3 separate regions of the Homo sapiens genome follow, and all the other regions are linked to region 2. The links are chromatin loops, found by intact Hi-C in ENCODE. Cell type or tissue: heart left ventricle. All regions are shown on one strand.

What was found. Hi-C counts contacts between places; a loop is a spot of excess contacts. Peaks named below come from ENCODE experiments on the same cell type or tissue, not always from the same donor. Only the 100,000 strongest peaks of a DNase experiment are listed, where the experiment ranks them.
Region 1: a loop joins it to region 2, with 2.9 times the contacts of the local background. A loop is called at or near these places in 3 of 110 quality-filtered maps.
Region 3: it touches region 2 in a loop (2.0-fold over the local background); 39 of 110 quality-filtered maps call a loop at or near these places.

What each region holds. Positions count from the first base shown.
Region 1 is chr15:48,798,493-48,803,492 of GRCh38, forward strand. All of the region lies in intron 2 of CEP152 (centrosomal protein 152), which reads right to left. Among named protein-coding and RNA genes, the nearest start is that of CEP152, 10 kb to the right of the region's middle. RefSeq lists an enhancer at 1-276. In heart left ventricle, a CTCF peak has its summit at 2,769 (motif pointing left); no DNase peak of the experiment used is centred here; H3K4me3 peaks cover 451 bases; H3K27ac peaks cover 427 bases.
Region 2 is chr15:48,512,088-48,517,087 of GRCh38, forward strand. It overlaps FBN1 (fibrillin 1), which reads right to left. Exons shown (of 66, transcript NM_000138.5): 11 at 4,096-4,275; 12 at 3,300-3,440; 13 at 1,462-1,581. Among named protein-coding and RNA genes, the nearest start is that of FBN1, 130 kb to the right of the region's middle. In heart left ventricle, no CTCF peak of the experiment used is centred here; no DNase peak of the experiment used is centred here; H3K27ac peaks cover 223 bases.
Region 3 is chr15:48,632,168-48,637,167 of GRCh38, forward strand. The region is part of intron 2 of FBN1 (fibrillin 1); the gene reads right to left. Among named protein-coding and RNA genes, the nearest start is that of FBN1, 11 kb to the right of the region's middle. In heart left ventricle, no CTCF peak of the experiment used is centred here; no DNase peak of the experiment used is centred here; H3K27ac peaks cover 402 bases.

The DNA of each region.
Region 1 (5,000 bases), 290 kb after region 2:
GATGAGAACAGCAGCAGCAGCAGGTGGCCTAGAAGCTCTTAAATGCTCTGATAATGTAGAAACCCGTGGGAGTCACTAATTAGTAGAGAGCCATCTAATTCCAAAGATGAAAAGATACATAATACCCTGCTCTCATACAACATCTGAGTAAAAGAAGAGTTGGAAGACTGTTTTCTATAGATAGCACATGCAAAAGCATGACACTACATCTGACATTAAATGTTTGATTTCTCTCTCCTATTATTTTCTAGAAAAAAATCAGTTTTAGCATTCTGCTTATTATATAAACTAGATAGACAAAATTAATTCATTCAAATTTCAAATGTGATAAAAAGATGAGTAAATAAGCTAGTCTGTTAGACATAATTCAATAACATTTAGGATTTCAATAACTGTCTGCTATTGTCTTTCTTCAAAACCCAATATAATAATATTACCCTAAAAATCCCAATATAATGTATTTCTTAAATTATGTAACAATTAGAAGATCAAATATTATGTTACTAAATACTTTTTAGGGAAACTGTTTCTAATTACTTCTCTTTAAGAAACTAAGCACCAGTTTAATTGACAGCTTGATTAAATCCCTCCAAAGGACATAAATCAAACCCCATAACATTGTGCAAGTGGATTTTAAAGACTTTAAATACTTTGTAAAACCTTTCAGGAAAAAAAAAATGAGATGCTCCCTGGTCTATAGCATTTTTTTTCCACTTTACCTGTCATTAGTACAAAAGAAATGGAATGTGTCCATAAAACATATCTGAGTATTATATTAAGAATTACCAAAAAAAAAAGTTTCTTAAACAAAATATGTATAGTAAAAGTTAAATAAATATATTTTATGGAAGGTCTGAAAGGAATGCCCCAAATTCTTAACTGAGCTTTGGTGAAATAAAATTTGGGAATGGGAACAGAGTATGTTGGAGGTGGGTGGGAATACTTCCTCACTCTATATTTATTTCTCATATTCACTGGATGGGTTTTTTTTAAAGGGTTTCTCAATCCATTTGTCATCTAAAGATGCAACAAGAGAAAGATATTTTCTTCAATGAAAAGTTATCTTCATCTTTAAATCTTTTAACGCTAACATTAACACACAAGACCCTCATTAAATGCTCATCTCCACATGCAAGGTACTTGAAAAATCATTTTGAGAATTAGCCATATCAGAGTTGACTGAGAGATATAAAAAACAAGAAATACAAAAGACACAACATGAAAAACAAAACAGAACACATCAACATATTTGTACAAGACATGCCTCAAATGAAAGGTAGCAAAGCAATTCTACAAAGACACAAATGCACTAGAGAAAAAAGTTGCATCTATGAGGTCTTTTAAAAGTAGCACCACTTGTTGTCTAGAATTATGCATCACTGCTTTAAGGAAAAAGACTACCCCCACATGTTACACAAGGAAAAATAAAACAAATCTTTTATACTTACATTAAGTAAAGACTCCTGAACAGAAAGAATATTTTCTTGTAAACCTTCAGTAAGGTTCAAGTACATAGCCTTAAAATTCAGGGGCGCCTTGACAGGGACATCTGAAGAGTACATTGTTTTCCCCGCACAAAAACAAAAAACTACATAATAATTCAGCAGTTATTGTAGCTTTGTGACACCACAAAATTGGCATCCACAGAGAAAAATTAATTTGAGTATAAGCAATCAGCTAATCAAAATGCTTCTGGATACATACATAAACATCAACTAGCAAAATCATCCCTATAGTATTCAGAGTCTTGCAAGATATTTTACATATATGCTAACATTTTAAAATTGATCTTCAAAAAATTTATCCATCAAGTTCTTTGGCATAGCTGGGTCATATTCCCTGGCTTCTGTAAGTTTCAGGGCAGAGAAAAGCTAAATGAAGTCCTCCTAAATAAGGCCATTCAGGAACAAAATTCCACCTCCAGTGTTTCCATTTCCCAGGATCAAAGTGTGCCCTCCTCATATACATTGTCAAATTGCCCTTTGGTCACTAACCTTGTGCAATAAAACACAAAATTGCCGTATCTAGATATGCATGTTACCAAATACAGAAATTTAGAAACTATAAATTTTCCTCATTAAAGATCTATCAAACTTCCAAATACAGATTCAAGAACAGAAATAACAATCCTTATAAGTGATAAGATTTAATACCACTCATTAATTTAAAATTCATCAGACTGCTTTTTGGCAGCAAGCAGCAATCTCAACAGGATATTACTGTGTATTAACCGAGTTTAAAAATTTAACAGATACCTTCCCTGTAAGAAAGATAATTTGCCACTCTAAGGCTTCAGTTGAAATAAATTCAGAATCATTCTATAAACTCCCCTCCTTTTCTACTTCATGTTTCTTTCTTAAAAAGAAAAAAAAAGAGAGCATTTTACTCAAAGAACTTTGTTAACAAAACACTTTGCAATAACCCATGTAGAACATACAAAAGCCTACATTCAGGGGCAAATGTAAAACAGAGAACATGTAAACCTTTTGTTAGGATTTTCAACTTAAATTAACTAAACAGATTATCTTCAGAGCCTATAATCCTCAATATTCATGAAGGCAAGAGGCCTCAAGTTACAAACCATACAATAATCTTCTCCCAAGAGAAAGGGTAGCAAATGGAATACCTAACGGTCATATTCCCTTTGAACAGGTGACCTCTTAGTACGCTTCTAAAAAGATTCTGATATTTTCAAATATGAATTATTAAATAATGCTTTCATGGATACACGCTAAATGTAAACAAATACTAGCTTTACAACTCCCTCTAGTGGAAACAAAATATCAAAATGCTTCCGCAATTACATCAAACAAGGCAGTTAAAAAGTGGAAGAAAGGCTATGCAATGGAAACCTTGCCTCTAAAATACATGATGCTGAGCTCAATGGAGCTTTATTATTCTATTAGAGAAGTACCACTATAAAAACCAAGTCAGTATTGCCAAGTGCAAGTTTCTATCTGCCACCTGCTACCTAAACCATCTACCTTTCTACTCAAGATCATTTTCAAATATGTCATCACTAAATGACCCGTCAACACTAAATGATCCATCATCAGCAAATATTATCTTGATATCATAGATTACCAAGTATTTCTGCCCCAAATCACCAGCTCCAGAATATATACACACATAAATAGATAATTTTACTATCTGGAACCAACAACAATCACAGAGCTACTTCTGGTGACACTGCAGAAAGTACATGTCTACTCCAGCTGACTGTGAGAGTCCAAAATGGCAATCTTGTTTAAGCTGTGGCTTTACCAACAACTGAGAGGCTTATAACAAGCATGCCTATTACAAAAAGACCTTTATCTGGGGCTGGGTGCAGTGGCTCACACCTGTAATCACAGCACTTTGGGAGGCCGAGGCAGTTGGATCACCTGAAGTCAGGAGTTCAAGACCAGCCTGGCCAACATGGCAAAACCCTGTCTCTACTAAAAATACAAAAAAAATTAGCCAGGCATGGTGGTGCATGCCTCTAATCCCAGCTACTTGGGAGGCTGAGGCAGGAGAATCGCTTGAACCCGGGAGGCAGCGTCAGCCAAGATCCCGTGATTGCACTCCAGCATGGGCAACAGAGCGAGACTCCATCTCAAAAAAAAAAAAAAAGAACTATATCTCTGTAATATCCAACTGTGCAATCACAAGTATAGAGACTTAGGTGAAAAGCATTTTTGCAAAGTCATATTGTTACATTATGAGTGAGTTAATACAAGAGCTTCTGAATTATTTTCTGGGACAGCTTTATAAAGAAAAGTTTGCTTTGGATGATATCTCCTTCTTAGCAAGAAGGACAAGTATTACCAGCAGCTCTCAAGTGGTACAATCAGAAAATAATGCCCTCCAGTTAGTTAGGAGAAACATAAGTAATGTGTGACAATTAATTGATATTAACTGACGATACATATCTCTATGATGTCATCACTCTCACTGATCTACACCCTAATCTGCTCTGTCGACTATTTTTAAGAGATGAGAGTTTCAGTTGAAACACTGTGAGAAGCTGTGGTTTATGTACCTCTCTACTATGCCTTTATGCCTTGACTCACAGTGGGCCAACTTTTACTAATGTACCATTAAGAGTTGTAGCACTTTAGAAATACATTATAGGACGTTTCTAAAAAATTCTTGCTTTTTTTTTTCCCAAAATATGGGTATATTTGTGATGGTCTCTGGCTTGAGATCCACTGGTCTAAATATCCTCTAAATATTGAATAAAGTATTTACTAAATCCTTTCCTTTTTCTGAATGTTAAAGGCACTTTCTCCCTTTGACCTTCAATACAAACAATGGAGAGAATAGAAATGGAAAAAGCAAAATCATAATTGTAAAGCTGCTCATTAGGATGGCATGAAGGTTGGAATGGTGTATTCATTGGGATATGGGCCCATGTGGACAAAATCCCAACTGGCACCAAAACAACAAAATTAAACACAGCTTGGAAAAACATGCTGTATTAGCAACTAGCCTTTCATCCCAGGCAGTGAAAATCAGGACTATCCAACCATGTACCAAGACAGGCTCTCACAAACCCTTAGCAGGGTAGACTATGAGTCAGATGTGGTATGCCTGGTAAGCCTTATAGCACATCATCAGGGATAAAGGCATTCCTCCCACATCAGCAACTTGAACACAAAGTGATTCACTAAGTAGAGAAAGCAATATGCATTAGCCCACTGCTAACAGTTATAACCTAGCCACAATCCCAAAGCCACAGTCCCAAAGCTACCAACCAGGTAGACAGGATAAAACAGCTTTTTTTCTTTAATCTCTTAAGGCTGTGAACCATTTGGCTATTGCTGGGTCAGGAAGACTGAGACAGTTAAAAAAAACCTTCTAGATATGCATTCAAGCTTGGGTTTGACCACCCAATTTATTACTTTAACTTGTAGTGACAAAGTATACATACAGCTGAAGATTTGTGAACAGTTCCGAAGTTTGTTACTAAAATTTGAACCTCTCTAGCCTCTCATCTCACTTTTTCCCTTGCAGCAATT
Region 2 (5,000 bases):
AGTTTTTTTCTGCTTAAAATGGTCATTTATATGTAGTGCACTAAAATACACTGGTGGCAAGAAATCTCTACGTGAGAACAAAATTCATAAATTTTGAAGCCAGTTCACTGATAAAAATTAAAACTTCTATATGTCTTCAACTCATGAAGAGCTTTTGCTAAAAGAGGCAAATAAGATTAACTCTTGTCAATGGCTACCAATTTTCTAAAGTGATATAAACCTCGCTATCTTTTACTTAACTTTTAAAAAACTTTTAAGTTTAGGGATACATGTGCAGGTTTGTTAAATAGGTAAACTTCTGTCATGGGGGTTTGTTGTACAGATTATTTCATTACCCAGGTATTAAGCCTACTACCCATTGGTTATTTTTCCTGATCCTCTCCCTCCTCCAACCCTCCACCCTCCAATAGGCCCCGGTGTGTGTTGGTCCCTTCTATGTGTCCATGTGTCACCATTTAGCTCCCACTTAAAAGTGAGAACATGCAGTATTTGGTTTTCTGTTCCTATGTTAGTTTACTAATTATAATGACCTCCGGCTCCATCCATGTCCCTGCAACGGACATGATCTCATTCTTTTTTATGGCTGCATAATATTCCATGGTGTACATGTACTACATTTTCTTTATCCAGTCTATCATTGATGGGCCCTTTTATTTAACTTTAACAGAGTATTTGCCTGTTTTTTTTTTCTGTCTTTACTGAATTAATGATACAGTTCATTTTGTGCTTAATTTAGAGATAGAGATGGAGATAGATGTTTGGGCTCCCTGACAGTGATCATTGTATCTTATTTATTTCTGTTTTAGAAACTCAGTACATAAGAGTCATTTAATAAAAGGCATATTGGGTGGCTTAATAAATTAGTTAATAAACCTGATGGGAAATTTTTTATGAGGGGACATTTATAGCAGTGCTTCTCAAACTTCAATGTACATACAGATTGCTGGGGGATCTTGTTAAAATATAGATTCTGCAATAGTATGTCTGTGGTGGAACCTGAGATTCTGCCTTTCCAAGCAGCTCTAGGAGATGCTGTTGCTGACCACACTAAAAAGCAGCAAGGGCTTAGAGTGACATCCCTATCTTTTAGAACTTTCCATTAAGAAATTAATTGCACATAATTTCAACTGAAATTTTCCTCAGTTGCTGTGTCATAAAGGACAATTCCACTCTCTACTTCTCAGATGAAAACTTAAGAGGCAATAATAGTGACGAGACAACAATACTGAAAATAAGATTTTCCTTCAGGCATAGACGCATCTTATAAAATAACTTCAATGCTTGCCAGATTTTATGACACTGTCTTTCAGAATGACAATAGGTGGAACTAAGTTCAAAAAAGCCACGGGACTGTATTAGTCTCTTCCGGCATGGGTTATTTAAACTCCATGGAACTCCTTTGAAGCCAACCCCCAGTTAGCATATATGTCCCACATTCCACGTCAGGAGCCAGGACCATACCTCGGCATTCTGTCCGCGTGAGTGTGCTCTGATATCCAGCTCGGCACTGACAGGTGTACGAACCCTGGTTGTTAATACACTCACCACCAGCACAGGGGTTTTTCTCACATTCATCAACATCTGCAAAGCACAATGTATTTTAGTGCAAAATTACATAGCAATACCTCATAATTCTAAGACTTTCTGGGTTCCTTTTATACATATAAAACATTTTCCTTTTGAGAAATAAATAACATAATAAAAGGATCTTTTTTCTTTCCACTACAATATGTCATTAGCCATTTGAAGACTGGTTGAGCAGTTAAAGTGTATTATTTTCATGTGTCATTTTGCAGAGAAAAATTCCAAACATGTAGCAACTCAACAATCTGATCTAATAAACATTTTTTCTTCCTTGAGTCTGATCTAAGAGGACCAAACAGACTAACATTTCAGAAGTGGCTTCTGGATAGGATTCCGAGTATCTCTTGAAGCTCTGTTTTTTTCCAATAAAAAGAAGGTCTAACCATATCCAAGCATTCCCTGCTGAGTTCCACTAAAATGTTAGAACAAAACATGAAGCAACTGTTGTTTAAAGGGCAGTTCTCAATCACCACAGAGTCTCCCCCATCCCCAGATGTGTTCAATACACAGGCTCACACTAGTTTTACAGTCACTTAGAATTATCAGTACATTTAGAGATAAACTGGTTTATATGACCCTACTTGTAAACAAGAGGAAGCTAAAATTTAGCAAAGATAACCCACTTGTCCACATGCTTCTTAGTGCCAGATACAGATTTGACCTCACATTCCGCAACCCTGAGTTAGATGTTCCCACTTCTACTCAGCTCTGGATGACCTCTAGAAGGGGTGTTCATATCATCAGGAAATTAAATAGTTTGGGAAAGTAAGAACTCATCATTTCTGACAAATCATAAATTTATAATTATAAAAGTAGAATTCATAACAGAACTAAGAGGTGAACTTATTTTAAAAACAAGTTGATAGGAGCTGAGTGTTCTTATCCAATCCAAAAATTGATTATTCTTTCATTACATTTCCTCCCTTCACCAGCTTAAATGCCTCATCAGCAATTTAAACTTTCTTTCTTCCATTTAAAATAACTAGTCTAAGAGAGTTGGTAAGCTACACATTTAGACTAGTATAATGTGCAAAATTCCATAATTTGGGGATATTTTTAACGCTTTCTTTTAATGGTAGGGCTTTTGGTAGGGTGTCTTAAATTGGAGTTACCAGAAATGATTTGAGTATCTTTTACAATGAAAGTTAAAAGTAACTTTAATAGGCAGAATAATGACCTCCCAAATATGCTCATGTCTTAATTCCCAGAACCTATGGATATGTTTAGCTAGCAAAGGAGAATTAAAGTTGTAGATGGAATTAAGGTAGCTAATCAGTGATCTTGAGATGGAGAGTCTCCTGGATTATACAGGTGGCCAAATGCAGTCACAAATATCCTTAAATGTGGAAGAGGGAATTGCAAGAGAGAGCCAGAGAGAGACAAAGAGATTTGAAGATGCAACACTGCTGGCTTTGAAAATGGAGGAAGGGGTCATGAGCTAAGGACACAGGCAGCTGCTAGTAGCTGAAAAAGGCAAAGAGATGGATTCCTCCCAAGAGCCACCAAAAGGAAGACAGCCCTCCCAACACCTGGATGTTAGCCCAGTAAGACTTCTGTTGGACTACTAACCTACAGAGCTGAAAGATAATTTAAATTTGTATTGTATTAAGCCACCAAGTTTGGGGTAAGTTGTTACAGCAGCAATAGAAAACCAGTAGAGTCAAGGAACAGAATTACAACAGACCCTTGGTGCCAACCTAGGATGGATCACGTACCAATACACTCCCCACGGAGGTCCAGCTGGAACCCTTTGTTGCACTCACACCGGTAACTCCCAGGAGTTGGAATGCAGCGTCCATTTTGACAGAGATAGCGGACCAACTGGCAGTAATCAGTAACGTTTACTGGCAGCACCCCTAGAAGAACATTAAGCCCCATTAAAATTATTTTAACTATGGTATCTTTCATCAGTACTTAATCTGACAATAATGAACAAGATGTTGAATCAGAAAGGAAAGAGGATACTCTTTGGGCAAAGGTCGTCTGGTGACAACAGAGCATATTTCCACCCTGCCAACAGAGATCACATTGCACTGTGAGCACTGGGGAGCTCACAACCCAGCTGCAGCCTGCTTTTCTCTGCCCTCTTCACCACCTCACTCTCAAACCTCTAGTTTGCAGAAATAACAAAGGCAGAGAGATATTGGTATTGAACTACTTATAAAACTGCCTTGCAAGCTCTGTAACCTAAAGTCTAATATTATACCTCCTCTATTAATCCTTTCTGTGAATCAGATTTAACTATCGCCCATAACTCTCCCATAGTTGCCTGAAAACACCAATAACAAAAGGACATTAATCTCTGGAGAATAGGAAGCCTCCCGTTTTTCTCTATGCAATAGGAAAATTGAGACATACATATGATATAGATATAGATAACATTATGTAAACCAAAAATTAATATAACAATTTACAAACTTATTTAATGACTAAAGTAGCATAAATAAATAATAAAAAAATGTTAACTTGAACAATGCAAGAAAAATAACTAGATGATTTTTGAATTCTTACTTGGTGGCTCCCGAGATGGATACAGATATTCCACTGGTGGTCGAGGGACCGGAATTTGAGGTCCAGGAGGAAAGCCAGGAGGAACAGGGAGAACTGGAGGAATGGGGCCAAGGGGTGGGGGAGGATATTCTGGTCTCCCAGGAATTACCATAGGAACAGAGCACAGCTTGTTGAAATCCTCTAGAAAAACACAACAAAACAAAACACAACAGCTGAGCTGTAGCTTATGATCATAGGCCCACAGAAGTCATCCTTATTTTTTTAAAGATATTTTTGAATAAAATTGATCCTCAAAATTCACAGGTCAACTGGAGAAAAGAAAAAGAACCAACTGACTGGATTCCCATTTTTAATACCTGCAGCAGCAACCACTCTGGAACAATAATTCAAATCCAAAACCATGTTCCTCCCAAAACCTCAGAGTCTTTATCTGTATCAAAATTCACCTCATGGAAAACATAAAAGTACTACTTTCTCCATCCAGTCCCACCTGTGGATTCCACAGGGCTCTACAGAATACATTAAAAAATTTGAATTTTATTTTATGCGCAGTGCAAAACCACTGGATGTCTTCAACGGGGGTGGGACATGATCAGATGACCATTTTCAGAAGATCATGCTTACAATTACAACATATGAAGAACATTACTGCGGGGAGGCAAGGCTGTTGCAGAAGACCAAGGGGGAGATGATGATGTCCGGATGGGGGAGTCAGTGATTGAATCGGACAGAAGTGGACAAATCTGAAGCACATTTTAGAGATAAATGTGTAGTGTTCAGTGAAGTAGATTTTTGAGATAAATGTATAGTGCTCAGTGAAGTAGTAAGTGTCAGAGCTCAGGACACAAGAAGTCAAGAATGACTCCTAGTTTTCTGGTTGAGCAATTGGGTGAATGTTGGTGCCC
Region 3 (5,000 bases), 120 kb after region 2:
ATATAGTAAGTCCATTAAAATTACACTTTTGAACATTTTAAAATTCAGGTTTGCCTCCTGTTTCTTAATATAATCATTTCTATGATGAGAAAGTGGAGACTGTGGTATCCAGATAGGTATGATTATCTAGATTTTTGCTTTAGCCATAAAAAACAGCCTCTTTGGATGACTCTCTGCCTCATTTTCCTTATCTGTAACAGCATTATAATCATTCTCATCATCATAGCTAAACATGTCAGGCATAGTACTAAGAACTTGAAATGTACCATCCCATTAAATCTTAGGACAACACAGAAAGATGAGTAATTTAATCGCATTTACAAGTGAAGAAACTGAGGCCCAGAGAGGTCAAATCACTCGTCTGAGGTTTCCTCCTAGAAGGTGGTGGAGCCAGGGTTTGACCCAAAGCATGTCTATTTCCACACTTCCAAACCTCCCTGAAAGTGTGGCCAAAGGTTATTAGTGATCATTGAAAATGACTCCTTGGTCCTTTAAAATATGGTCCCACAATCAATACCAGTATACCCCACTACCCACAGCCAGGCTCAAATAGGAAATAGTGTGAGGTAATTATAACATATACCCCAGCCACTAGCTCTGGGTTTTTATGACCAAACTGCCAAACATTCCTAGCCAACTCTTCAGGAAATGTTCAGGCACTTTCTCAGATTCCAGCTAAAACACCGACTATGTGACCCTGGGGAGCACAGAGCTCACAGGGTGGTAATGGGATATAAAATTTGCAAACTTGAGGTCAGTGGCCTCAACTCTGGGGTGTGAAGCACCAGCAGTCCATGAAAGATTAAAAAACTATTTGTCTACTTAAAGGCTGCACATCAAGTCCTTCACTGAAAAGCATTTGCCTACATCTCCTCAGACATTAACCCCATCAGAAAGGGAGAGAAAGATATTCCAAATGGCAGTTCTGCCTAGAATCATTGGAAAAAAAGATAATAATATCAACAAGCCCAAGACAGGGTGTTCATTCTGAAAATGAAGCATTGGGTCCTATTCAAACGCAGCTAATGCTCATAACATAGTTGTCACTTGGAGTAGGCAGATGTTTTACAGTATTACTAGGTGAGATGATATGGAGGAAAACACAAGAATTTAAGAATTTTTTTCTTTCTTTAGCATGTTTATTACATAAACTCTTAATGTATAGTTTGGATAACTGAGCCAGCAAGTTACACAACAAGAAACCAAGCTTAATCACAGACCCAGAACTGCCTTAGTTGATCCCAGGTCATTTGACTCTTTGACTGCCAATTAGAAGTGTGAGTATGTGTGTGGTGGAGGGTTGCGGGGAGGAGTCATGCTTCCGATTCCCGGAGAAGACTATTTCTCTTTTTCCAACCACCTGACTGATACCCTCATTGACAACTACCTCCCTCAAAAAGTCCCATCCCACCCAATCCTTTCTAATGTGGAGGTTCCCACTGAGAGCAGGGTAGTACTGAGGATCTAAAACTCTGCTACAGTATCACCCCTTCAGGGCTGACCGCTGAGAGAGTAATCACACTGCCTAAGATCAAATAAATGAGAGAAAGAAAACACCCATGCCCACAGGATTGATAAGGTTTGGTTATTTCAAGTATAGCAGAGAACTTGCAGATACCAGTCCACCTCTTGAGGGTGTGAACACAAAGAGGCCCAATCTATTACCCAACAACGCGCCTCTTAGGTCAGCTCTCGCTACCACGTGACTCAGCTTCCACACCTACGAACCGGAGAGGAAAATAAGCACCTTGAGCACTTGTTCCTGGACCTTCTCTGGGCCTCAGTTTCAGTATTTATACATTTCTAAAATCTGTCCTACTATAACTAATTTATAATATGAATTTTTCTAAAGATGGATGGTCTGGCTATGGAAGAAGATATAAGCCATAATTTCAATGGCAAAAATAAAAGCATTTAAAAATAAGAAGGTCCTTTAAAAGTTATTCATCAAAGGCCCAAACCTATTAGGGTCTGATTACACAATCTTACAAATTAGCACTGAATGAACAGGGGAAATGATACACAATAAACCATTAGTTACAAGAAGCAGGATGCATCAAACTTTACATAGTACCATATACACAGGTGCATACCAGACAATGGATTAACCTGCTTTTCCACTGCATTCCTCTAAATGTTTTCATACGAATCTTTTCTGGCATCCAAGTGTCTTTCTTTTATGTCCTGACTCTCCTCCATAAGCTCTCTGTCCCCTAAAAGAGGCTGATTAAGGCCACAGGTCGCCTGGTCCCAATGCTGCCGGGAGTGAAGGGGTTGTCATCAATCTCTTTCAAAACCCAGCATCTGCTCTGTCCAGCCTAGGTCCACTGGCTGGCAAGACTTTCACTCCAGAACCTTCTCCCAGCTCTCTCCTCCTGCTTCCCTCAGGCTTTCTCCTTCCTTCCCCTAACAAAAACCTTAACCCTGTTTTGCTTTTTGAACACCCCAATGTTCCCAGGTAAAAATTTTGTATTTTACTTAGACCTTGTTTACTTTTCTTAAGGTTTTAACTCTCATTTGATATTCCTATCCTCCCTATTTTATTTGCAGCACAGCTTATGAAATTACTTACAAAAAGAAGATGAAACAATGATGATGAAGAAAAAGAAGAAAAGGAAAAGATGGCAACAAAGAAGGAGAAACAGAACCGGAAAAGGAAGAAGAAGAAACCAAAAAAAAAAAAAAAAAACCACACACACACACACACACACACACACACACACACACACACACACAAAATGAAACCCTGCCTCTGGAATACATTGTCTTTATTAATAAAGATATTACCATACTTCAGTTCAAAACCATGAAACTTGACAGCAGACAATGTGTCTTTAGGGCAGACATAAATCCTGTCTCCCAACACCAACATCATAAAATGGTTGTACTATATTTGGACTTAGATGTGTTTGGATACTTATATTTGAATGTAAGTATGACTGATGGTCTAGGAATTCATAATCCTTCAAAATGTTGAACTAAACCACTTGTTTAATGGAGCAGTTCTCCCACTCTGAGCCTGCTTGCTGTCTGGAATACATCTCCGGCTGGGAATGGTGGAGATAGGGATTTTTGCTTTCTCTCTTCCGCTCTGAGGGAGCTGAATAAATAGAGTCAGTGATAACTTCAACCAAAAAAAAGTCACTTAAGTTGAAAAAGTGGTAGTCACAAGAAATTTAAATCTAGGATTTGATATAGTATAAGACACCCACAATGCAAACTTGACTATATTCCTAATCCAATTTTATTCTATTGATAATGTGGCTACTCCATTTATAAGAAAAATAGTACAGTTCAGCTCATTACAACACCAATTCTATTAGCAACTGCAACCTATTTTTACTTATTAGTATAACCCCTAATTTAAAAAATTGAGGTGGATTACACCAACAGATACATACATTTGAGGCTATAAATAGAAATTGAAAATAAAATTCCATACAGAAGAAAGTTAAAACATACCAAAGTTAATAAATTAGAGTGATTGCCCATTAAATTTATTTCATGTATAATCTTAAAAGCTGATTTTCTTAAAAGCAAATGGAAAATGGTTAGATGTTTTGAAATTCTCATATTTGAATAAAACAAAACATACTGCTTCATTAGGAACTTTCATTTTATTCCTGACAGTTGTGAGTTCTTTAAATGCAGAACTGTGGACAAACTAAGATCAATGCCCTAACATGAATCTAACAGAACATGCAAACACAATATTTATGGAGCTTTTTCATTCTGAAGTTACAGCAGCAAAATACAATGAGGCATCCTCAGTAGAGAACTAAGCCAACTGAACTTGATCAAGTTAGAATTAAAACTTAAAGTATCTGATTAGCCTTCTCAAAGATCTATTGCCTCACAGTGGTAGCTGGTCTCCAAAGATGGCTCCACTTTCTCCCCTCCCAGCAGACACATGATGCTCCTCACATCCAAAGGTAGGTCTTAATAGTCCATGCCCTTCAATCTGGATGAGGCCTATGACTTGGATGGAATTCCAGGTCATGCGATTCCAGGCTAAGTTTGAAGAAAGTCTGGTAGTTCCCACTTTTGTGCTCTTGAGAGATCCTGAACTGCCATGGAAAAAGTCTGGCTATGCTGCTCTAAAGACCATGTAGAGAGGCCACGTATAGAAAGGGGACAACCTGAGACTATATAAAGGAGAATCAAGGAAGCCAGGCAATGTCGAGGACATATGAGTCCATGTGACCCCAGCCAGCCAGCCCCCAGCCCTTCGAGTTAGCCTACGGTCAATATGTGGGATTAACACATGTGACCAGGGTCAGGAGGCTGTTGTTCAAGATCCAGCCCCAACAGACACTCACTCTGAGCAAGGCCTAGTCGCTGCATCTGGGGCTCAGTCTCCCCATTTGAAAAAAAACACATTCAATGGCTCCATCCCGGGGGCAGGTTCAGGCAGGAGACTGCATGAGAGACAGCTTTAAAACTTGGAAGGCCCCCAGCAGAGCCAGACAAGTGGCTCTTTGCTTCCTTTATTCCCCTCCTCAGTGGGTCCATTTAGATAAACCACACCCAAGTAAACAGGGCTGCAGGCGCCAGTGCCTGGTCACAGAACCAGATGCATATGTGAAGAAGTCATACTGCCTGTTCCAGCCCAACTGACATTGTGGGGCGCAGAGACAAGATTCCCCACTGTGTCCTGTCTAAATTCCTGAGCCACAGAATCATGAGAAAGAATAAAATTGTTGTTTTAAGCCACGAAGTCTGGGGCAATTTGTTACGTAGCAATAAAATAACTCAAACACTCACAAATGAAAATACTTTGTTTCATGGTAGTAGAGGGCCTAGGCCTGATCTCGTTTCCCTTTATTTTCTCTTTATGGTGCTACAATGACTTCGTGTATGGTAAGTTTGAATATATATGGAGGTGGGAGCATTCTAGGTCCTCCTCGCCTTTGTCTTTCACAACCAACTAGTCAAGTACTGTCTGCATTAACTCTGGAACCACCTGAGTCTCTTCTTTCTTCACCCCTTTCACTGAATTT